Linked DNA regions of Homo sapiens: all the other regions are linked to region 2. A link is a loop called in an ENCODE intact Hi-C map of the cell type or tissue named here. Cell type or tissue: heart right ventricle. All regions are shown on one strand.

The links. Hi-C counts contacts between places; a loop is a spot of excess contacts. Peaks named below come from ENCODE experiments on the same cell type or tissue, not always from the same donor. Only the 100,000 strongest peaks of a DNase experiment are listed, where the experiment ranks them.
Region 1: a loop joins it to region 2, with 3 times the contacts of the local background. A loop is called at or near these places in 37 of 110 quality-filtered maps.
Region 3: it touches region 2 in a loop (2.9-fold over the local background); 16 of 110 quality-filtered maps call a loop at or near these places.

The regions. Positions count from the first base shown.
Region 1 is chr18:20,968,902-20,976,901 of GRCh38, forward strand. ROCK1 (Rho associated coiled-coil containing protein kinase 1) reads right to left here. Exons shown (of 33, transcript NM_005406.3): 23 at 1,447-1,612; 24 at 214-307. Among named protein-coding and RNA genes, the nearest start is that of ROCK1, 140 kb to the right of the region's middle. In heart right ventricle, a CTCF peak has its summit at 3,159; no DNase peak of the experiment used is centred here.
Region 2 is chr18:21,176,416-21,184,415 of GRCh38, forward strand. It overlaps LOC107985161 (a long non-coding RNA gene), which reads right to left and starts at 3,918. Exons shown (of 3, transcript XR_001753365.2): 1 at 3,797-3,918; 2 at 3,636-3,713. It also overlaps the pseudogene EXOGP1. In heart right ventricle, a CTCF peak has its summit at 3,404 (motif pointing left); a DNase peak (open chromatin) is centred at 3,376.
Region 3 is chr18:21,041,605-21,049,604 of GRCh38, forward strand. It overlaps ROCK1 (Rho associated coiled-coil containing protein kinase 1), which reads right to left. Exons shown (of 33, transcript NM_005406.3): 4 at 7,488-7,625; 5 at 3,688-3,863; 6 at 2,498-2,582; 7 at 961-1,105; 8 at 493-631. Among named protein-coding and RNA genes, the nearest start is that of ROCK1, 66 kb to the right of the region's middle. In heart right ventricle, no CTCF peak of the experiment used is centred here; no DNase peak of the experiment used is centred here; H3K27ac peaks cover 87 bases.

The DNA.
Region 1 (8,000 bases), 210 kb before region 2:
TTAATTTCTGCATTTCAAACTAACAATGTCTTTAATTATTCAAATAAGTATACATTACATAGTAACTTTCAGTAACTTCATTAAGATAATTCTTAAGGCTACAGAAGTTACTTAATATATGAAAACAGGTATCTTAGAAACCTAACACAACATAGGTAAAGATAAATCACTGAATTTGATTTAACATGATGATTTTTTAAAAATTCTACATACCTTCCTCTGCCTTCTTCATTTTCTCTGTTAGCTCTTCATTCTCTCTTCTTAATATTTCAATATCTTTGGTTAGCATGCTGTTTGCTTCTTCAAGCTAAACAAAGCACACAAAAGTTTAAGCTCCAGCCTCTTTGCTATTCTCGTATTTCAGGCAGTAACCTTTAAATATACTGCTAGATAAAGACAGGTCAGACACTGCTGAACTACAGCAAATGTCTGGTTTCCAGCTTAAAATATGTAATTACATCAAAAATATTTAAAAGTAGTTAACAGCATCCAAAAATTATTTCATTGTATGCATATAGATATATGTATGAACAAAAGGGGGGCATATGTAATGGCAAGATAACTAGATTGCAAACTAAGAAATTTGTATTTAGTTCTAGCTCTGCGATTAACCTAGTATGTGACCCCGAGCAAGTCATACTTTTTCTGGACTTCAATATCTTTATCTGAATATTGATGATGAAAACGATAATAAAAACATTTATTTATAGATTACTTTTAGTAATATATAATCATTACTTGTTATATGTTATATTAATCATTCTATGTCTACTGTCTTATTTAATCCTCATAACAATCATGTGGAAGAGATATTACTATTTCTATTTTATAGATGAGAAATCTGAGGCTTAGAGAAGTTAAAGCCAACTTTGCCAAGACCATATAACTTCTTAGGGGCAAAACTGGAACCCAGAGTGACTGATAGTGGCTTTACAAGAAAAATCTAACTCCTCTTTTTAGTCGCATGATTCTATATAGATTACAGTATAAACCTCAGGAATAGGTAATTGTTTGGAGTATTGGTTTTCTTATAATGGATTTATATATTATCCCAAGAATTCCTCATTCCCAAATGGTTTCTCTATATTTCACAGAATTCTGGCCCATAAAATCAGTTGCAATGTATTAAGAGAACAACAAATGAATTTAAGCTAAGCCATTACTTCATATGAAATATAACTAATAAGATCTACAGCCAGAAAAACAGCCCAATATTGCATTGGTTCTGTGCCTATACAAACAAAAGCCCAATATCTTGAACAAGAATTTCAATAATTAACAAATGTTTGGTATTATACAAACTATTTTATACATGAGTACAGAATGACCACTATGTATTAACATAGAAGTAAATACACTTGCACACACACTTACCCTAATATTTTAAGATGTGACCTATTGTGATTTAAATAAATTTTATATAACTTACCTGACTATCACACTTACCCGACTAACAGTGTGATCTTTATCTGTAATCTCTTGTCTATTTCTTGAAGCAGCTTTCTTGCTTTCTTGCGTCAATTCAAAATACTGTTCTTCCAGAAGGCCTCGCGCCAACTGCTCAGACTCAGCTTTTGTTTCTGCTAGATCCAACTGAGTAGCAAGAGTTTCTCTGCAACAATTTTTTAAGAGAAACTGATGTAAACAAATTCAGTTCATCCTTCCAACTTAATCATATTCTTAAAAACACAATTAACTTTAAATGATAAAAAGAATTATTTTATTGCTTAAAATAAATTTAAATCCATTGCAAACTTTCTATAAAAGTAATGAATTTAACCTCTCACATGTTGAAAAATTATAAAAGAACTATTTAGTTTTCTATCCCATATTGTGCTTAACTAAAAAAGGTCATAAAGCAATAGCAAATAGTCTGCTTTTGAAAAGAAATTTCTTGCAGATTTGGAATGGAAGGCAGCGTGGCATAGTGGAAAAGTCATTGACTTGTTAATCAGCAGGCTAGACCCAGAACTTTATCTCTGTTTTATCATTAACTAATTGAGTAGAGACACTGGGCAAGTCCCTTACACTTCCTGCAGTTCAGTTTCATCAAATCTGTAAAATGAGATGGTTAAACTAGTCCCTTCCAGCTCTGAAATTAAATGAGATTATGAAAACTTATAAGAGATTTGCAAATCACTACAAACTAATCTGAGAATGCTCCCTGGAAATGATACTAAAACATTTCAGAACTGACATTCAGACCAAGACAACTCCAGTTTGCCTACTCTTCTCAAAGAGCCTCTCTTGGATAAGCTCTCTTAGTCACTACTGTATTCCCTGAACAGAGTAGGTGCTCAATAAATATGTTCTGAATGAGTAACTTCCACCTCCTATTTTCTAGTGAGTATTACAATTCAAATTTTCTGCCTGAAGCCTCAAGAGGGAGACATATAGTAAACATACACACACACACACACACACACACACACACACACACACATACACACAGAAAATTCATTAATTCACCCAACAGCTATTTACTTGAAGGTTTACTAAGTACTACACTATGTTTACTATGCATCACGCTGTTCTAGGAATTAAGAGATACAGCAGGCCGGAAGCAGTGGCTCACCCCCATAATCCCAGCCCTTTGGGAGGCTGAGGCGGGCAGATCATGAGGTCAGGAGTTGGAGACCAGTCTGCCAACGTAGTGGAACCCCATCTCTACTAAAAATACAAAAAATTAGCCAGGTGTGGTGGTGTGTGCCTGTAATCCCGGCTACTTGGGAGGCTGAGGTGACAGTGCAAGACTCCGTCTCAAAAATAAATAAATAAATAAATAAATAAATAAATAAATAAATAAATAAATAAATAAAGAGACACAGCAGTAACAAAGTTCCTGCCCTCAGGGAGCATGCATTAGTGGGGCCGTACAGGCAATTTAAAAAATGAACAAGTGCTATATAGTATGCCACAGAGAATAATACAAGATAAAATATGGAAAGTTATGAATATGATCACTTTTATTACAGGTTGATCAAGGAGGCCTCTCTGCTAAGACAACAGTAGAAGAAAAGTAGGGGGAAGAGAACAACAGATACTGTAAGGCTTTCCAAGGCAATACAAGGACTTTGACTTTTATTCTGGTACTCTGGTGTTTTAGAAAGATCATTCTGGCTGCTGTATTAAGATCAGACAGTAGGGGGACAATGGCAGAAGCTGGGATACCAGTTAGGAGACTACTGAAATAATCAAGATTGGAGATGATGGCAGTTTGGACCAGGTCAGTAAATGGTACAAGTGGTGAGAAGTGATTAGAGTCTATACATAATTTTTAGTTAACACTGGGAAAATTTGTTGGTGGACTGCATTTAGAGTGTAAGAAAAAAAGAAGAGTCTAGGATGACTCTAAATTTTTCACTTAAACAACTAGGAATAACAGAATTGTTCAGGACTGAAATGAGGAAGACAGGAAGGAGCAGTTCGCAAGGTCAGGGAATCAGGAAGTTTTTCTGGACACGTTAAATGTGGGGTGCTTAACACTCAAGCAGAGATGTCAATTAGACAGCTGGATACGTAAGTCTGGAATTCAAGGGAGGATGTACTTGGACTCTGACACCATTTAAAGCCACAAGGCTGGATGAGAACAAGTAGGGAGTAATCCCTTGAGCACTCCAAACTTTTAACGGTCTCAGCAATTAGAATGGAAAAAGGAACAAAGGAGGCTGAGAAAGAGTAGCCAGTTCAATAAGGAAAATACAGCATGTGGTGTCACAGAAGCCAAATGAAGACATTTTCTCAAGAGAGTAATCAACTAAGTCAAATCCTGCTATGAAATAAGGTGAGAACTGAGAAGTCACTATTAGGAAGACCCCACTGACCTTGAGAAGAGTTGTTCTGTTAGCATGATGAATGCAAAAGTATGACTGGAGTGAGCTCAAGAGAGAATGAAAGAAGACGGTGGAAGATACCTGGTATGTCACTTTTCAAGTAAGTTGGCTATAAAAAAAAGAAAAGTGGGATGGTGGCTACCATGTAGATAATGTAGTTAAAAGACGCAGTTTCGCTCTTGTTGCCCAGGCTGGAGCGCAATGGTGTGATCTTGGCTCACTGCAAACTCCGCCTCCTGGGTTGAAGCAATTCCCCTGCCTCAGCCTCCCGAGTAGTTGGGATTACAGGCATGTGCCACCACGCCCAGCTAATTTTGTATTTTTAGTACAGATGGGGTTTCTCCATGTTGGTCAGGCTGGTCTTGAACTCCCGACCTCAGGGAATCCACCCGCCTTGGCCTCCCAAAGTGCTGGGATTACAGGCGTGAGCCACCACGCCCGGTGTAAGAGGGTTGTTTTTAGAGGAGATATCTAAATATGTTTACATAACAATGATAATGACTACAAAAAGGTAAAAATTGATGTAGAAAAGATAAGAGAATTGTTGGAATCATAATTTTTTTTGGAGACTCAGTCTCTGTCGCCCAGGCTGGAGTGCAATGGCGCAATCTCGGCACACTGCAATCTTCGCCTCCCAGGTTCAAGCGATTCTCCTGCCTCAGCCTTCCAAGCAGCTGGGACTACAGGCATGTGCCACCATGCCCGGCTAATTTTTGCATTTTTAGTAGAGACGGGGTTTCACCGTGTTAGCCAGGCTGGTAGCGAACTCTTGACCCAAGTGATCCACCCACCTGGGCCTCCCAAATTGCTGGGATTACGGGCATGAGTCACCACACCCGACCAAGTCATATTCTTAAGTAGGCAGGAAGAGATAGGATCGAGGGACTAGCATTAGATAAGAGCGTTAGCTCATGATGTCCATTTACATCATCAGAAGGAAGGCAGGGTTTATAGGTACTATTCTCTACTTAGAAGCTATTCTCACCAAGATAATGAGTAGCCTTCAAAATAAATACAATGGACAATTTATGACTTTTTTGTGACCTTTCTCAATATTTGGCACTTTTTTTTTTTTTTTGAGATGGAGTCTTGCTCTGTCACCCAGGCTGGAGTGCAGTGGTGTGATCTCGGCTCCTCCCGGGTTCACGCCATTCTCCTGCCTCAGCCTCCCGAGTAGCTGGGACTACAGGCGCCCGCCCGTAATTTTTTGTATTTTTAGTAGAGACGGGGTTTCTCCATGTTAGCCAGAATGGTCTCGATCTCCTGACCTCGTGATCCCCCCGCCTCAGCCTCCCAAAGTGCTGGGATTACAGGCGTGAGCCACCGTGCCCAGCAATATTTGGCACTTTTAATCACTTTCTCTTTCTTGAAATATCCTCCTCCCCCAGTTTTTGTGATACTCTACTCTGATGCAGACAAGTTAGTAGCTATGGTGGTGAAAGAGAATAGATGTTCTCTTCTGATTTTTAGGAAGCAAGGCCATTAGCTAAGTACAAGAATAAGGAAAAGCTGGAGATCTGAGTAGAGACGAGATGTGAAATAATTTTCTTAGGAGAGTAGTAGAGTTAGTACTTTAGGAAAAGAAAGGATATGCTGCCAATGCCAAATCTAAGAATATTGGGAGTGGTTCTGCTAGCTACTATAATACAGGGCTTCAGGTTCACGACATGTTCTTATCTGGAGTTTCTGCTTTGTGTTAAGATAAAAGTATCTGGGTTATACTTTAAGACACCAGAAAACCTATTTAATCCAGAATATATTTCTATCCCTGGTTATGCTACTGTGCAAGAGAAAAAGCAAGAAAGAATTAGATGGTTCAGGGTAAAATTACCTGCATCTATACATTCATCCAGACTTCCTTTACAACTCTCCATAATGAAAGACTGTCTTTACTAATATTTAAGGTCAATCTCTCACCCTTATTCTCCTACCTCTTAAAAGAATTCAATAATCAATAATTCCATATTCTTCTGGATTATAAGATTATAAAGAATGGCTTTGTTCTTGTTTACAGGTATATTTCAAATGCCTAGAAAATTCTCTGGCCCATAGAATGCGCTCAGAAATTTTATTTATTTGAATGAATAGATGTGGGGCTGTTCCTACTCTGATCTCCTTCCCATGCTCCATTTAAATATGCTCAAGTTTACACTACTGTTAAAAAGAAAGTGCTCTCCTTCACACTCTCCTCTAGCTACTGCTACATCCCCTTGCCATAACAGCCAAGTCTCCTGAATTGTTTAATTTAACAAACACTTGCTGAGCATCACAATGCTGCAGTTACAATTGTAGGTGCTAGACATACAGCAATGAATTGAACCTAAGAATGAAATATCTGAAAATTCCTCCTACCATAGAGCTTTGTTTCTAGCGGAAAAACAAAAACAATAAATACAACAGGTAAGAAAATTATATATTAGGAGGGAATAAGTGCTGCAGAGAAAAATAAAATAGGGAAGGATGAACTGGGCACCACGGTAGTGGGGTGGGGATGTTTGCAATTTAAAAAGCATATTCAGGGAAGGCCTTGTCAAATGATGTGGACCTGGAGAAGGGCCAAGGAGCAAGCCATGTAGATACTTGGAGGAAACTGTTCCAGGCAGAGAGAAGAGCAATGTACATACCTGGAAGTAGGAGAGTGACTAATTGGTTTGTTGAATAGAAATAAGGCTAATCAGGCTGTTAGATATACTCTGTCTCTTGTTTTACCCTTTCCATTCAGTCTCAATCTACTTTAATACCTATTCTCATCTCTATTTAGAAGCTGTTCTCACCAAGATAATGAATAACCTTCAATATAAATAAATGGACAATTTATGACTGTTTTTCTTGACCTTTGTGGGTATGTGGCACTTTTTAAAATTTAATTTAATTTTTATTTATTTATTCTTTTTTTGAGACAGTCTCACTCTGTTGCCCAGGATGGAGTGCCGTGGCACCATCTAGGCTCACTGCAAGCTCCGCCTCCCAGGTTCACGCCATTCTCCTGCCTCAGCCTCCCGAGTAGCTGGGACTACAGGCACCTGCCACCACGCCCGGCTAATTTTTTTGTATTTTCAGTAGAGACGGGGTTTCACCCTGTTAGCCAGGATGGTCTCAATCTCCTGATATTGTGATCCGCCTGCCTCGGCCTCCCAAAGTGCTGGGATTACAGGCGTGAGCCACCATGCCCGGCCAATATGTGGCACTTTTAATCACTTTCTCTTTCTGGAAATATTCTCTTACCCCAGCTTTTGTGATATCCTGCTCTGATCTTCTCTTACACTGTTGGTAGCTTATTGGTTTCCCTTCCTCTGCCCATTCCTTAAAAGTCTAGGAGCTAGTAGTCTTTCCTCAGCCTTTGTGTCTTCTGATCCTACACTATGGATTACAATTTGCTACCTGAGAGGACCAAATGAGCCTACAACAGTGCCCCCTGCATCTATATATTCATCCAGACTTCCTTTACAACTCTCCATAATGAAAGACTGTCTTTAATAATATTTAAGGTCAATCTCTCACCCTTATTCTCCTACCTCTTAAAAGAATTCAATAATCAATAATTCCATATTCTTCTGGATTATAAGATTATAAAGAGTGGCTTTGTTCTTGTTCACACAGGTATATTTCAAATGCCTAGAAAATTGTCTGGAGGGATCCAGACACACATACACAAACATACACCTAAAAGAGTTTTGGGTCAACCTTTTACATAAAAATTCAGATTCTTGGTTTCTCTTGAAAAATCAGAAGATCCTGACATACTGGGCCAGTGTTATCATGTGGTAACAAATGGCTGGAACTGAGAAGGCGAGATCTTCAGTTTGTTACAATCCTTACAACTTACATTAACGAATATATCTGCACTTAGACCCCACTAATTACAGCCTAGTTACACCTATGGCATCATAGGCTCATGAGTTTATAAACTCTGAGATACACAATCACCTTAACAGATCTCTATATTAGTGGTTTCTGTATGCAAAGACTATCAAATCAGCTTCAAGTTCTTATCTTTTATCTGCATTCTAAAGCAATAAGCCCAAATACAGTGGTATCCATTTCTGTTTGGACATCCCATAGGCACCTCAAACTCAATAGGCCTGAAATTAAAATAATCTTCTCTCCTCTCATCTCACAATTTTGGCATTCCTTAGCTCAGGGACCAGCACTACCATCAACTCAACA
Region 2 (8,000 bases):
AAAGGGATGGACTAATTTTATATGCAGAAATATAGATGACTATAGGCCAGGCACGGTGGCTCACGCCTGTAATCCCAGCACTTTGGAAGGCCGAGGCAGGTGGATCACAAAGTTGGGAGTTCAAGACCAGCCTGGCCAACATGGTGAAACCCTGTTTCTACTAAAAATACAAAAATTAGCCAGGTGTGGTGGCATGTGCCTGTACTCCCAGCTACTTGGGAGGCTGAGGCAGGAGAATCACTTGAAACCAGGAGGCAGAGGTTGCAGTGAGCCTAGAATGCGCCATTGCACTCCAGCCTGGGCAACAGAGCATCTCAAAAATAAAAAAATTTTAAAAAAAATAAAATGGATGACTATATAAAGCCTTATGCTAAGTGAATAAAACCAGATGCAGAAGGCTATTTATATACATATATATACACACACACATATGTATATATATATACACACATATGTATACTTGTGTGTATATATATATATTTTGGAGACAGGGTTTGCTCTGTCACCCAGGCTGGAGTGCAGTGGCACGATCTCGGCTCACTGCAACCACCACCTCCTGGGTTCAAGCAATTCTCGTGCCTCAGCCTCCTGAGTAGCTGGGACTATAGGCATGAGCCACCATGCCCGGCTAATTTTTGTATTTTTATTAGAGATGGGGTTTCGCCATGTTGGCCAGGCTTGTCTCGAACTCCTGACCTTAGGTGATCTGCTTACCTCAGCCTGCCAAAGTGTTGGGATTACAGGCATGAGCCACTGTGCCCAGCCAGAAGGCTATATATTATATGATTGTATTTATATGACATTCTGGAAAAGATAAAACTATAGAGACCAAAAGCACATCAGTGGTTACTAGGGACTAGGGAGGGAGGGAGGGGTTATCTACAAAAGAGCACAAGGGAACTTTTGAGGATGATGGAAATATTCTGGATACATTCGTCAAGATTCCTACATTGTGCACCTAAAAAGTATTTTACTGTGCCTAGATTATAACTCAGCAAGCCTGACTATGAAAAAAGTAAATGAATAAATGCAGTCTCTAAAGCGAGAGTTTTTCAAATTAGTAAGATATAATCCATCAGTGAGTCAGTTGTGAATTCAATTTAGTGGGTTGTGACTGGCATTTTAAAAAAGTGAAATTGGCTGGCCATTGTGGGGCTCATGCCTGTAATCCCAGCACTTTGGAAGGCCAAGATAGGAGGATTGTTTCAGCCTAGGAGTGTGAAATCAGCCTAGGCAATATGTGAGACCCCAGTCTCTACAAAAAGTAGAAAAAATTTAGCCAGGTATGGTGGCACACACCTGTGGTCCCAGCTAAATGGGAGGCTGAGGTGGGAGGATTGCTTGAGCCCGGGAGGTGGAGGTTGCAGTGAGCTGAGATCGTACCACTGCACTCCAGCCTGGGCGACAGAGAGCGATTCTGCCTCAAAATAAATGCATAAAGTGAAAATAGACTAATATAAGAAATCATTGCACACAGTAAGAGGAATATGGTTAATGAAACATTTGTTTCAGTTTCATATATATGTATATATGTACTATAATAATGTGTCACAAAAAAGAAACCGTCATTCGATCTGTTTTTAATATACGGAATTTAATACAGGAAACTGGTTACACAAATGATAACGCTGAGAAGCCAAATAGGGGAAGGTGAGGCAACCAGAGATTAGCAGCAGCAGAAACCACTAATCCTTTTCGACTAGAGGGACAAAGAGAGGAGGCAGTGTGGTTAGATCCCAGAACTGGACTCATCTAATGACAGGAGGGCCTTTCTGGCTGGAGCTGGAGCCAGGGAGGAGATTTAGCCACTGTCAGAGATGCACCTCGGGCAGAGAAAGGCAAGGAGAATCATCCTAGCTTTTCCATTCTTCCCACTCTCCAGCGTTGTGGCAGGGCCTCGTATCAGTAGGACCCAGCCAGTAATCACTTAACAACATGAGAGCCTCAGAAACACAGCCTGTTGGGATCAGCATACCCATGACATTGCAGCAGAATAGGAAAGGATTTGAGAGCAAACAGGCCAGGGGCCGCCACAGTTGTGAAGTAATATATATTTCTGATTGAGGTTTGGGTTCTAAAAGATTTAAAAGCCATTACCTTAGACGACAAAGCTACCCTCTCAATTTTATGTGGTTCTCTCTACATATTGAAAGAATAAAATCATACTTTTGATCATTAGGGGATAGCAAATTTTGCCCTTTTTAATGTTCTGGTGGAAGGCAGTTTGAACTGAAGAAGTCAGATGGGGAGAATAATCCACTTCTCTCAGTAGTGTTTTGTTTTGTTTTGTTTTGTTTTGTTTTAGAGACAGGGTCTTACTCTGTTGCCCAGGCTGGAGTGCAGTAGCAGGATCACGGCTCACTGCAACCTCTTCTTGGGTTCAAGTGATCCTCCCACTTCAGCCTGTCAAGTAGCTGGGACTAGAGGCACGCACCACCATGCTCAGCTAATTTTTAAGTATTTTTTGTAGAGATGGGGTCTTGCTATGTTGCCCTCCCAAAGTGCTGGAATTATAGGTGTGAGCCACCATGCCCAGACCCTTTTTAGTTTAGGAGTAGTCTTATAAAGCTCTCTTCGTAAAGAAGTTAAAACTTCTAACAGATGCAGGTGAAATATAGGCTAGAAACAACAGAACAGGAAAGAAGTACACAAGCAGCAAATATGTAAGCAAAGGAACCAGATGCTTCTCTCCTTGACTGTGTACAAGGAAACTCATAGTACGTGCTTAAGAATTGGCAAGCTGAGTACCAAATTGCCTCTGCTGGCAGCTATATGTGTGAGAATTCTACAAAATTGCCTGGATCCACAAGGACATCAGCGACCAAAATTCATTTACAGCACCGTATTTCTGACTGGTGGCTATCTGTTACTCTGGTTCCAAAACTCTGACCTTCAATTACTTTAGATTTCTGATCCCATCCCAAGAAATGGCTCCCAAAGCTCCCTCAGCCCTTTACTACCTCCTTGATTTGAGACCAAACCTAATGCTTGATCCCTTGTGCTTGGAAACATCCTAGCACCCACTTTTGGACTTCTACCCTGTACCGACGGTGCACAAACAATGTACTTCAATCTGTTCATTTTCTCTCTGGTCTCTTTCAGTCAACTTTAATACAATTCTGGCAATATCATTTTAAACTCAACTGTATAATTATCAAGAGTTATTTTTAAAGGCAATGAATATTTGTTGGGTGAATGAGTGGATGGATGGATGGATGGATGGATGGATGGATGGATGGATGGATGGATGGATGGATGGATGGTTGGATGGATGGATAGATGAAGGCAATGGAAGTCTCAGTTCTACTTTTCAGCCAGGCTGAGGGGAAGTCCTGAAGCCAGTATCGTGGCTCTTCGTTTAAAGACCACCAGAATGCCATTGCACTGCCATCTAGTGGTAGCATAGCCACATATAGGAAAAGAAATGGCGGAAAAACAAGCCTGAATGCAAAATGAGTGAATGTCATAGCTGTTTCGCAGATTCTGGCTGCTTATAATTGCCTCTCCTCAGTTGACTATCTTTGATAGTAATACCATTTCACCTTGATTGTTTAACACATGTACGAAGAACACCAGCAGGGTTATATAAATAGATTTCACTAGCTCAGCCACCGTATGGTGGGATAGGTACTCACCGGTACAATGATGCCAAAGGTCTGTGTTCCTTTTGAGACAGTCATTGGGCCCATGGTTTTCTAAAGTGTGATAACCAGCTGTTTTCAAAGAGAAGCATGATAACAATGTTATTACTTCCACACTTCAGCTTTAATTTGATGACTTCTTTTAGAGAACATACTTTGTTTCTGGACAAATGGTAGTCTTTTCCTTTATACAGTCTTTTCCTGGATAAGTGATAAATTGGTAGAAACTCTTTATCTCAGAATGAAATTATGTAAAAGCAAAATAAAATAGCTGCAAATTTTAGGCAACCAGGAGTATAAAATGAGGACTTCATGTAATAATAAAACTGTATTATTAATAATAAACGGTATAATTAAGTTATCTTGGCTGAAGGGAGTTGAGATTGAGTCAGGCTGGCCTGAGAGATATGAAAACATCTCCCTAAAGGACTTTATATTTGTTTTTCTTTTTTCCCATTATCATCTTATCTTTATCTTAAAGCCTTGGCATTTCTGTTAGAACAAACACATCACAAAATTTTTTTTCTTGTAATACCACTTGGAAAGATAGCAGTGGTATGTCAGATTCAGACAAATTTGTATGCCCCAAGACATTTTACCACCGATACTCAGGATAGTCCATGAAAGGACCCCATGTAAACCCAAATCTAGAGATCTGGCTCAGAAAAACAGCCACTATTTTCCCCAGAAATGCTAACGGCCTTTGGACCTTTGGCTCAAAGCACCACCTGCCCAGTGCTACCCAGGTAGATAAGCAGGCACAGAGGCCAGCAAACCGTAAGCTGGTGACTGTGGGCAGACCCTTCTCAGCCTCCTTAATCTTAAAAACAAAAAGCTCATCTGGAAAGCAAGGAACATCGATTTGGCACCGTCTGGTCACTGAAAGAACTGCTGCCTCGGGCAAGCAGGGGCTCGGATCAACCCTACAAAGTCCTGTCCTCTAACTCCCAAGTACCTGTGGTGACCGCCTCCTTCCAAAGAGCGAAGGAAGGTTCAGTTCAGAGGATGTTAAGCTTCCTTTGGCTCACACAGCAGACAAGAAATCAGACCCCTTTTACCAAGCAGGCCTGGGGCCCACAGATACCCATGGAAATCGGTATGTATTTCTAAGTCAAAAACTTCCATCCATGTGAGAGAAGATTTGAGTCAACCTCAGCTATCTTTCTTCTTTAGAACTGTCTGCCTCATACTTTGTGGATGCCTACTTTGGAAAGGTGAACCTTGGGCAAGACATTAAGCTCTCTAAGCCTCAATTTTCTCACAGATAAAATGGGGATAGCGGTATTTACCTCAGAGGGTCATTGTGAGACAATACGTGGCAAGCACTGAGTCCAGTGTATAGAACGAATATATAGAATGCATTAAGTGAGCAGAAACTGTAGTTGTTGAGTGCTTCTACACAGACAGAAATGGAAGAATAGCAGGTTCAGGAGAGGAGAAAGAAGAAACGAATACACAGTGCATGTCAACAGGATAACATATAGAGGATTTCTAAAAGCCACCTCCAAGACAAATTCAGGTCCCAGGAGGAACAGACTGTACAATCCTGAGTTTCAAGAAGGATGAACAGATACATCAAAGGTGATGCATGATTTGGAGGCATAAAAGTAAGCAATGTCTTCACAATACTACACATCCAGAGAAACACAAATGCAGCGTCATCTGTGGACACGGTCCTCCTGTTAACTCCATACAAGATCAGCCCTCCATCTGCAGGTGTCATAGCTTCCTCAACAATTAGTTCCCAAGTCCTATAAAATACCCAACCAAAAAATTGTAGATCTTTCATCTTTTAGGGAAATTTTTAATTGTAAATTTAGGATTCCACCATTTATTTAAAGCAAAGTCACTAGTAGCTGAGGGTGGTGGCACACGTGGGTGGTACCAGCTACTCAGGAAGTGGAGGCGGGAGGATCACTTGAGCAGCCCAGAAGTAGGAGGCTGCAGTGAGCTATGATCACACCACTCCATTCTGGCCTGGGTGACAGACTGAGACCCCATGTCTTTAAAAAAAAAAAAAAAAAAAAAGCAAAAAGCAAAGCCACTATATTAGTGTAAGGAGGGCGTGCCTGCTTCCTTACAGATGATATCACATGTGTTCTTGTTTACTTATTTATTTAACTTAATTTTTTTTTAGATAGAACCTTGCCCTGTCACCCAGGTTGGAGTGTAGTGGCACAATCTCAGCTCACTGCAACCTCTGCCTCTTGGGTTCAAGTGATTCTCCTGCCTCAGCCTCCCCAGTAGCTGAGACTACAGGCACTCACCAGCATGCTTGGCTAATTTTTGTAGTTTTGGTAAAGATGTGGTTTCATCGCGTTGGCCAGGCTGGTCTCGAGCTCCTGAGCTCAAGTGATGTGCCTGCCTCGGCCTCCCAAAGTGCTGGGATTACAGACATTAGCCACTGCGTCCTGCCAATATCACACATGTTCTGAGATGAAAACCAGAATGGCTTTCTTGTCTGGGTTCCTGACTGCTCCTTAGCTTTGAGTTCTTCTAGTTTCTTCTCACAGAGACTCATGAAGTAATCATCTGGTTCAATCCCTGCATTCTTCAAATTTTCCAGGAATTTTTCCAGTGTGTCCACTGATCTGGCTTCCTCAATCTTTCTTGTGCTCAGGTAGAGTGAACTCCTAGAAATCCAGGTGCTTACAAGTGTCCACAGAGGAGATATTTCTGACATCACTAATTCTATCCAAACAAGGAAAAAACATCAGTTCTGACAACTTCTCTAGGTCCCAGAGGCTCACTTGGAATCCAATTAACTAGGACTAGAAGCCAGTGCCTCCACTGGGTATCACAAAGGCCCCTAGTGGCATTAGTTCTGTAGAAACTGGGCTTCTACAGGCCAGGATCACCTCATAAAGGTGTGAGGGGACTGCCATCTTGTCTCACCGATCATCTGGTACCTCTTTTCTTTCCATCACTTCTAGTCTGCGGTAAGGTCAAAGGCCAAGATACTACCCAAATATCTTCAAACCTCCCTGTCAGTTCTCAACAGAACATTTCTATTCTGTTTCAACATCCAGAATTATTATGAAATCCCAAGGCACAATAGTAGAAAGGTAAAAGGTTTCAGCTTTACTTGAACATTTGTTATTTCCAGCTGGAGCCGTGTGTCCTCAGGACTACCTGCTTCCAACATGGTCCTCGCTGAAGGCAGTGAAGGTTGGAGGGATATTGGGACCAGGCTTAAATATACAATGTTTTCTGTCTGCATCACCTTGTCTCTGTTCCAGTTAAAGGGAATCCAAATTGTCCCCAGAGCCTTTTCTGCAGATTCATCCAGCCCCCTCACTGCCACCACTGCCTCAGCACCCTGACTCCAGAGGAACTGCAGGGCTGTGAGCCGACTCCCATGGTGCCCACTATAGCCCTGACCGTGCAGCCACTCCAAAAACACCAGGCGCCTCTGAGGTGGGAAGTAATACCCTCGGCAGTTATCTGACCCAAAGTACCACATATTTGCTTTATTTATTTATTTATTTATTTTTGAGACAGAGTCTCTGTCTGTCGCCCAGGCTGGAGTGCAGTGGCAAGATCTCGGCTCACTGCAACCTCTACGTCCCAGGTTCAAGCAATTCTCCTGCCTCAGCCTCCTGAGTAGCTGGGATTACAGGTGCCAGCCACCATACCTGGATAATTTTTGTATTTTTTAGTAGAGACAGGGTTTCACCATGTTGGCCAGGCTGGTTTCTAACTCCTGACCTCAGGTGATCTGCCCGCTCAGCCTCCCAAAGTGCTGGGATTACAGGTGTGAGTCATCTTGCCCAGCCACATGTTTGCTTTAAATGGAATGTCTGGGGACTGTTAAACATGTGCCTAGGCATACTTCCACATTCGAATGGGTTCCAAGAGTCCTGTGGAAAAGGAACTGAACTCTCTTCATGATTGGACACATTTGATGAGCAGGTGTGGGGATGGGTGGAGGGAGGGACATGACCAGAGCTGGATAAGGAAAGTGAAAGCCCTTAGGGGAATCCTCCTGAGCGCAGAAGTCTGGAGAGTGGGCCAGACTGCATCAATCTGAGTGTTGGGAACGGTGATTCTGAGTAAAGAGTGAGGCTATTCTGGAACTACCTAGAGTAACTGTGGTAGAGATGAAAGAACTGAATAAACAGACCAAGAGACCCATTTGGGGTCCTCTTCTCTAAAAACCTGAGAGTGAGAAGTGGGTTATCGACAGCACCTGTAATGTCAACAATTCTGAGCTCCCATTGCAAAGTTCTCTTCCTCAATTATTGATGAGAATCCCTTGGGTGAACTCCAAGTATCCTATAGAATCCACTAGTTAGTGGGTCTTAAATAAGATCTCTTTCCATTCTCTTTCTAAACTTCAATAAAATCTCGATTTCAGAA
Region 3 (8,000 bases), 130 kb before region 2:
TACTTTTAAAAATGGCTTTATACTATTGACTCTTTCAACAACCATATACCATACATCATCAAATCTAAAATGGTTTAAAGTATAAGGTGTATCACCGTTTTTATACCACTATGAAAAAGGATGCTCCCAACTCATACCATTGACTGTGAGATGTACTCTAATTTCAGAGATGTTATGTTAAAAAATTTTTTTAGATTCAGTAAAATACACAGTAATTTTTATAATTAACCAAGTTAAAAATTGAACAATAAAAGAAAAAAGTCATCTAGTTTAGCCATCAGCCAAGACTGTATTATTATCACAATTTCTTAGGTATGATAAGTGAGTTGAGATCTACAAAAGACATCTAGAATATCATAAAATTACATCAGGTTTCACTGTCATTTATATTCTAACAATTTACATGTAGAAGCTCAGATATGGACCTTAAAAATGGAGCAGAAGATGAGAAGTCCTCAGAATTAATACAGGCTCAGTTTTAAAATTATTTACCTGTCAGTAAGGAAGGCACAAATAAGGTTTTTTGCTTCTTTTGATATGTCATTATCATCAGGAAAGGTAAGTGAATTTTTATGGTTCATAATTTTACTGTAAGTTCCAACCAAAGAATCTGCATAAAAAGGTGTATCACCTGAAAAATTGATAAAGAAAACAAAAGCAAAATGAAATACATTTTTAAAAAGTCAGTTTCAAAGGAAGAGTCAAAGTTACCCGTTTAAAAAGATTATTAGGTATGTATTAAACTAAAAACATACACCTAATATATAAAAGAACACATCACAAAGTTGCTCTAAGCCTCTAAATGCTTTTAAAAACACATACGAAGCAGGTTTGGATCATGTTTATTACCCACAAATAAAATCAAGATTGCTTAATATAATAAATATATTAGAAAGAGCCAAGTGGCAAGTTTTGAGATGAACAACTGTAATAGAGAGACATAAAATCTTCCTTACTCACCTACAAGCATTTCGTATAAAAATACCCCAACCGACCACCAGTCACATTCTCTTCCATAATAACCATCACCACCTTGGGATTTTAATACTTCAGGGGAAATATAATCAGGTGTTCCAACCGCTGTATCACATCGTACCATGCCTTCCTAAAAAGCGCGGCAGGTCAAATTTTGAATTAGGATATAAAGTCTCAATTATTTAAAATGACTTTCTTATTAATATTACCTATGGGACTCCAAATCTTTGAGCTATAAAATATCATATATTAAAACTGAATGGAAACCTGACAAAAATTAACACAGCTTAATCATATATATACATACTATATACACACCATATACATATATACCATATAATGTATGTATGTGTATACATGTGAATGCATATACACACACATTATATGTGTATTCACATATATACACACACCAGTGATTATTTTGTAATAATGCTCACTAGAAAAACATACTGCCACATTTATTATTCCCCAAGTTGTGCCAATATCATGAAACCATTTAACTGCTGAGAACAAGTACACAGGCCAGTGCAAATACACTGGGGAGTTCATAGGATAGGGCATTTTACAACATATTGGTATAAACACTGACTTCATTATTTTCTACTAAAATAGCTATTTAACTATGTTTGAAACTACAAAAGAAACATACAAAAGCTGACTGTACAAATACAAACTGGGGAAGCATATGTATGGGAAAAGGGCATAATAGTGTAAAGCACACTGAATGTCTATTTGATGTGAATTTTAACTGCCCTCCCCCAACAAACCTGAGAGACTTGTTAGCTGTTACCTATATTCGCTGGTATTAATGAAACAGCATTATAACTAAATGTTCATACAGAAGTTCTCATGCAGTGTTTCCTTCACTGTGTATATGAAGTGAAGGAATAACATATACACAGCTCCTTCAGCTCCTTCAGCTGTGTATATGTTATTTATTATATAAATAACATATTTATTTATGTTATTTATTATATGTATATACATATACATAATGTATATGTATATACATATACATAATATGTATATACATATACAGCTGTGTATATGTTATTTATTATATAAACAGTGAGGATAGGTATCTTTTAAGACTCACTCCTAAAATAAGCAGTAAAATCTTTTATATGTTAACTGAAGTAAAACACTAAAAAATACACACATTACTGGAATCCAATTTTTATGAAAGTCTAATTTTAACACTGGCATAAGTATTTAGTGACATTTAAGCTAATTCCATTCCTAGTTACCAGTAGTGTATATTAGAGTTGTTATGAAGGATTTAGTAAATCTGGCAATCCATATTTACCCTAAATAGAGAGGAAAAAATAAATCACTAACAAGTTACTAATACAACATTGAAACCATGGTATCTAGTTCAACAAATAAGGTCATATTAATTCTGGACAAGTCCAGCTATGGTTAGTAAATTCTTACACCATTTTCTAAAGAATTCTTAAACCATTTTCTAAAGAAGCATCTACCTTGAATTAGCAAAAACTAAATTAAAATCTAGTTAATTAACCTTATTCATCTTCATACAAGTACCAAAATCTGCTAACTTCAAATGTCCAGATTTATCCAGCAGCATGTTATCAGGCTTCACATCTCTGCAGGAGGGAAAAAATAGTACAGTATTTTCTGAAACAGATTAGACACTGTAAAAATTATATGAGGCAGTTATTTTAGGTCAAGCATCCTCAATCTAGGTAAGGCCATCTTTGATCTGTATGTGTTCTCTATCCACATCTATAAATTAAATTTCATCAAAGAAACTTCTTTATATGTTAATGCCTCAGAAGAAAACATATATATTCCTTTTTTAAAAGTTTCATTCTTTCAGAGGGAAAATCAAATCATTTGAGAGAGACAGACCATCAAAAATACAACACTCAGACATAAAAGGTGATTGAAACATATTAGATAGGTAAGTACATAAAAAAACCCCACGGCAGGGTCTAAGTCACTTTCATTTTTGATCCCTGACATGTAGGCACAGCAACTGCACACAGGATTCAAGCAGTGTTTGTACAACAAATGAAACTATTCGTCTAATGAATAAATACGACCTATTCACTAATTAAAAGCAAATTAAGTTACATATTTAAAAAATTAACATCAAAGTGTTTAACTCCTGGCACATACCTTAGAAAACTAGTTTACAAGTTTTACTTTTCAGAACACCATTTAAAGGCTATATGATCAGATTAAGGGATATTAAAGAATACATTTATATCAACATTAAATTGAAATGCTAAAATTATAAACTTCAAAGTTTGGAGTTCTTTTTTTCCCCCCTTCCTGACATAGAATCTCACTCTGTCACCCAGTCTGAAGTGCAGTGACTAGATCTCAGCTCACTGAAACCTCTGCTCCCAGGCTCAAGCGATCCTCCCACCTTAGCCTCCCAAGGAGCTGGGACCACAGGTGCATGCCACCACACCTGTGTTTTTTTTTTTTTTTTTTGTAGAGATGGGTTTCACCATGTTGTCCAGGCTGGTGTCAAACTCCTGAGCTCAAGAGATCTGCCTGCCTCGGCCTCCCAAAGCTCTGGGATTACAGGCGTGAGGCAGCGCCTGGCCAGAGTCTTGAGTTCTGAAAGGTCACTTATGTCATACGGAAGAAGAATGGGTGAACTGAGAGTAAGAAATGTTAAAGTTATTTTTAGCTATTTCCCTCAACAAATGAGAAAATTTAAAGCACTTTTATCTTTACCTGTGAATAAAACCCATGGAATGGATTGCATCCAATGCAAGAACTACTTCTGCAGTATAGAATCGTGCCCATTTTTCAGGCACATCATAGTTGCTCATTAAGTTTACAAGATCTCCACCAGGCATGTATTCCATCACCATGTAGAGATAACGATCATCTTGGAATGCATAAAAAAGCTATACAAATAGAAAAAACAAACAAAACACATTCATTAATGTTAAACAAAATTGTTTCACTTAAAAAGTGGCAAAAATGTTAATAAAAGATTTAAGTAAAATAATCAAATTACAGAAGTTGCAAGTCTAGTTTTAAAAAAAGACAAACATAAATGCCACAAAGACCCTTGTATATGCAAAATGACTATAACATAATTATTCAGAAGAGTTACATGGAGATATCCTTTCTTCATAATTTTCTACACTATTTGAATTTCTTTTACTGAGAATTTTTTTAAACTGTAATATTTTCAGTAAATATACAAATCTCCTAGGCAAAGAAATACTGTATTTCTAATTTAACTTGTGCATCAGTGGGGTCTACTATTAAATTTATATCAATATCACAATGCTCAAGAAGTCTTTGATAAATTTGGCTTACAGTTTCAGCTGTTTTTTTTTTTTTTTTTTTTTTTTTTTTTGAGACGGAGTCTCGCTCTGTCGCCCAGGCTGGAGTGCAGTGGCGTGATGTCGGCTCACTGCAAGCTCCGCCTCCCAGGTTCACGCCATTCTCCTACCTCAGCCTCCCGAGGAGCTGGGACTACAGGCACCCGCTACCACGCCCGGCTAATTTTTTGCATTTTTAGTAGAGATGGGGTTTCACCGTGTTAGCCAGGATGGTCTCGATCTCCTGACCTCGTGATCCGCCCACCCTGGCCTCCCAAAATGCTGGGATTACAGGCATGAGCCACTGCGCCCGGCCTCAGCTGTTTCTTATTAGCTGTGTGACTAGTAATTTGCTTAACCTACCCGAGTCTATGAGACTATAATCTCTTCTAAAACACTGTAAGGACTATACTTCGTTTAACTTTTATACCTGCTGCTTAGTCAAGTATCCAGATGCCTGGCGGTTAGCAATTGCTTAATAAAGGCTTAATGAACCAAATCATAAACTAATCCATAAAGTAACAGTGCACCTAACAGATTAACTGTCTTTCAGGGTTGAGGGTTGTTAAAAAAGATTACTGAATATAGAAAGCACTTAGTGCAACAGATGCTCAACAAATGACAGCAGTCAGGAGGAGGAGCAGTAATAGCTAACACAGAAGTAGGAGGAAGGCAGCAGCTAGGGTTCAAATAGTAACAGCAAAATCCACTAATGTGAAATTAGCGAGGATATCAGGCATAAATATATTATGTGACTGGGGATCAAATAAAAAGAAGGGCAAATTTATAAAATAACATTTTAAGTAAATACAAGAAGTTTAGAATTAAACTAAAAAAAACAAGCCCTAGAGAAGATGATCTCTAATTTACCCAGATGTTTGTCTTAAAATCTTCTTAATGTTTCATTTTTTTCAACTGTGTTTAATAATTTTAGTTATAGATTCAGTTACTTTGTTTTGATTTTTTGTTTTTTTGTAGAGATTGGGAGCCAGTCTTGAACTCCTGCCCTCAAGTGATCTTCCTGTCTCAGCCTCTCAAAGTGCTCAGATTACAAGCATGGGGGCCACCACACCCGGCCCAGACTCAGTTATTTTAATGTAAAAAATGTATTTTGGGGGAAGAGAGAAGGATAAGAAACAAAGTGGCATTTCATGACTATCCCAGATTAAAGTATATAATTTGTCATTTGGGCCCCATAAAGAAATACTGTTAATTTGGTGACAGTTTCACCCTATTTATAGACAATATATCCAGAGAAATAAAGCTCTGAATACCTAAATTGTAAATAGCCCTGAAAGTAACAATTATGTCACATATTTTTTCACTAACAGACACTGAACGTTCATGTATCAGTGGTTGTTAACTAGTGGTGAAAACATTTTTGGTTGTCACAACTGTGTGTGAGGTGGGAAGAGTCACTACTAGCATCCCCTGTGTAGAGGCCAGGAATGCTGCCAAACATCCTAAATAAACACATTAGTAACTGAAATAATATAAAGGATAGCCCCCAACAACAAAGAATTATCTGGCCCAAAATGTCAATAGTATTAAGCCTGAGAAACTCTGATCTACATAGTTGGTAAAAACATAGACATTTCAAGTTTAAAAGTACTATGGTGACCGGGCACGGTGGCTCACACCTGTAATCCCAGCACTTTGGGAGGCCGAGGCAGGCGGATCACGAGGTCAGGAGATCGAGACCATGCTGGCTAACACAGTGAAACCCGTCTCTACTAAAAATACAAAAAATAATAGCCGGGCGTGGTGGCAGGCACCTGTCGTCCCAGCTACTCGGGAGGCTGAGGCAGGAGAATGGCGTGAACTCAGGGGGCAGAGCTTGCTTGCAGTGAGCCGAGATCGCACCATTGCACTCCGGCCTGGGCGACAGAGCGAGACTCCGTCTCAAAAAAAAAAAAAAAGTGCTATGGCATAAACCTTCAACATTTTTCATATCCTTTTAATTCCAATTACTGGTATGCTTTTTAAGGACAGACTTCATTATATATTATAAATAAATCACAAAAACATGTTAGAAAATTAGAAATGGTCTAGCCCAGTTTAACTTCCCCCGTATGACATTTTGCATTAAGGATCCCAATACATAAGACAGATAAAACATGAAGCTGAACTCATAAAAGCAGAGAGAAAACTCAGAATTATAATCTACCCAAAACCCCACTTGACCCCATGATTTTGCCTAAGGTACCTCCACAATTGAACATAACCAATCAAAGACAACTTTCAGACTTATGAACAAGGAAATTGTGGCCCAGAGATGTTAAGTAACATGGCCACAGCTTCAGAGAAAGGCCTATGGCAATCAAGACGAGGACCTAAAACTACTGACTTCTAGTTTTTCTTTCCACTGAAAACCGAAAGACAAGTATTATTTGGTGACCTAGCTTAACTTGGTTTCCTCTCACTTTCCCTTCATTTCTCTTATTATCTCCTCTTCACAAAATAAGAGACAGATAAATGAGGAGACAGCTAAACAAAATGAGAGCCTCATGTTTGGGGAAAAAAATTCAATATTAACTAAAAGTATCTATTTAAATTTTAATAATATACGACTTCCCTCAAATCTAAGTAGATTAAGTTTTCTATATCTTCTGTATTTAAAAATATCTAATTTAAAATTCTGTATTTAAATTTTATATTTATTATTTTTATTTTTGAGACAGGGTCTCACTCTGTTGCCCAGGCTGGAGTGCAGTGATGTGAACACGGCTCACTATAGCCTCGACCTCCTGGACTCAAGTAATCCTCCTGCTTCAGCCTCCCCAGTAGCTGGAACCACAGGCGTGTACCACCATGCCTCAATAATTTTTTTAATTTTTTGTAGAGATAGGTGTCACTATGTTGTCCAGGCTGGTCTCAAACCCCTGGGCTCAAGCTATCCTCCCGCCTTGTCCTCCCAAAGTATTCAGATAACAGGCATGAGCCATCACGCCCAGCACAAATTCTACATTTAAATTAAATTTCCTATATATAAATTCTACAGAAGCATGGTTATTTTGTTCTAGCCTTTCTTGCTAGAAATGATTCAATACAATTAAATTTTAAGATTTAAAAGGTAATTAGACAATTTTGTAACTGCCAGTAAATTCTCTACTACTATTCTAAAACACAAACTAAGCTTCTCAGACATGTTTAGTTACAAACTAATGCAGCAATAATGAAAGAGTAGCAAAGTCATACCTGAACAACCCAAGGACTGTTGGCAAAAGCCATGATGTCCCTTTCTTCCCAGAAAAAAGCAGAATCAGATCTCTTTATCATTTCAAATTTGCTGAGAAGCTTCATAGCATATACCTTCCTGGTGGATTTATGCCTTACCTTTAAAATTGAAAAGGGAAAATAATGAACCTTTTGTTAACATTTAAAGCTCAAGGTTTCACAGAACAATTTACTAAGTGCTTTTAATACTTGCTAAATAATTTAGCCTTACTGTTTCAGTTATTTTTATTTCTTCTCTTCTGCCAAATTATTCCAAGTAGCTAATGTCAAGACTTTAATTATCAGAAGTAATGTTTTAAAAAAATTTTTATTTCCTATATTACAAGACACTTTCCCCCCTCCACACGGCTATGTAAGCTGCTTCCTGTTTATAAAGCTTACTGTTCTACAGCATTTTAGTCTAATATTAGGAGCAAAGATTTATCTTCTGATGCCTGACACTTCTTTTCTGCCACAGATACTTGGGGAAAACAC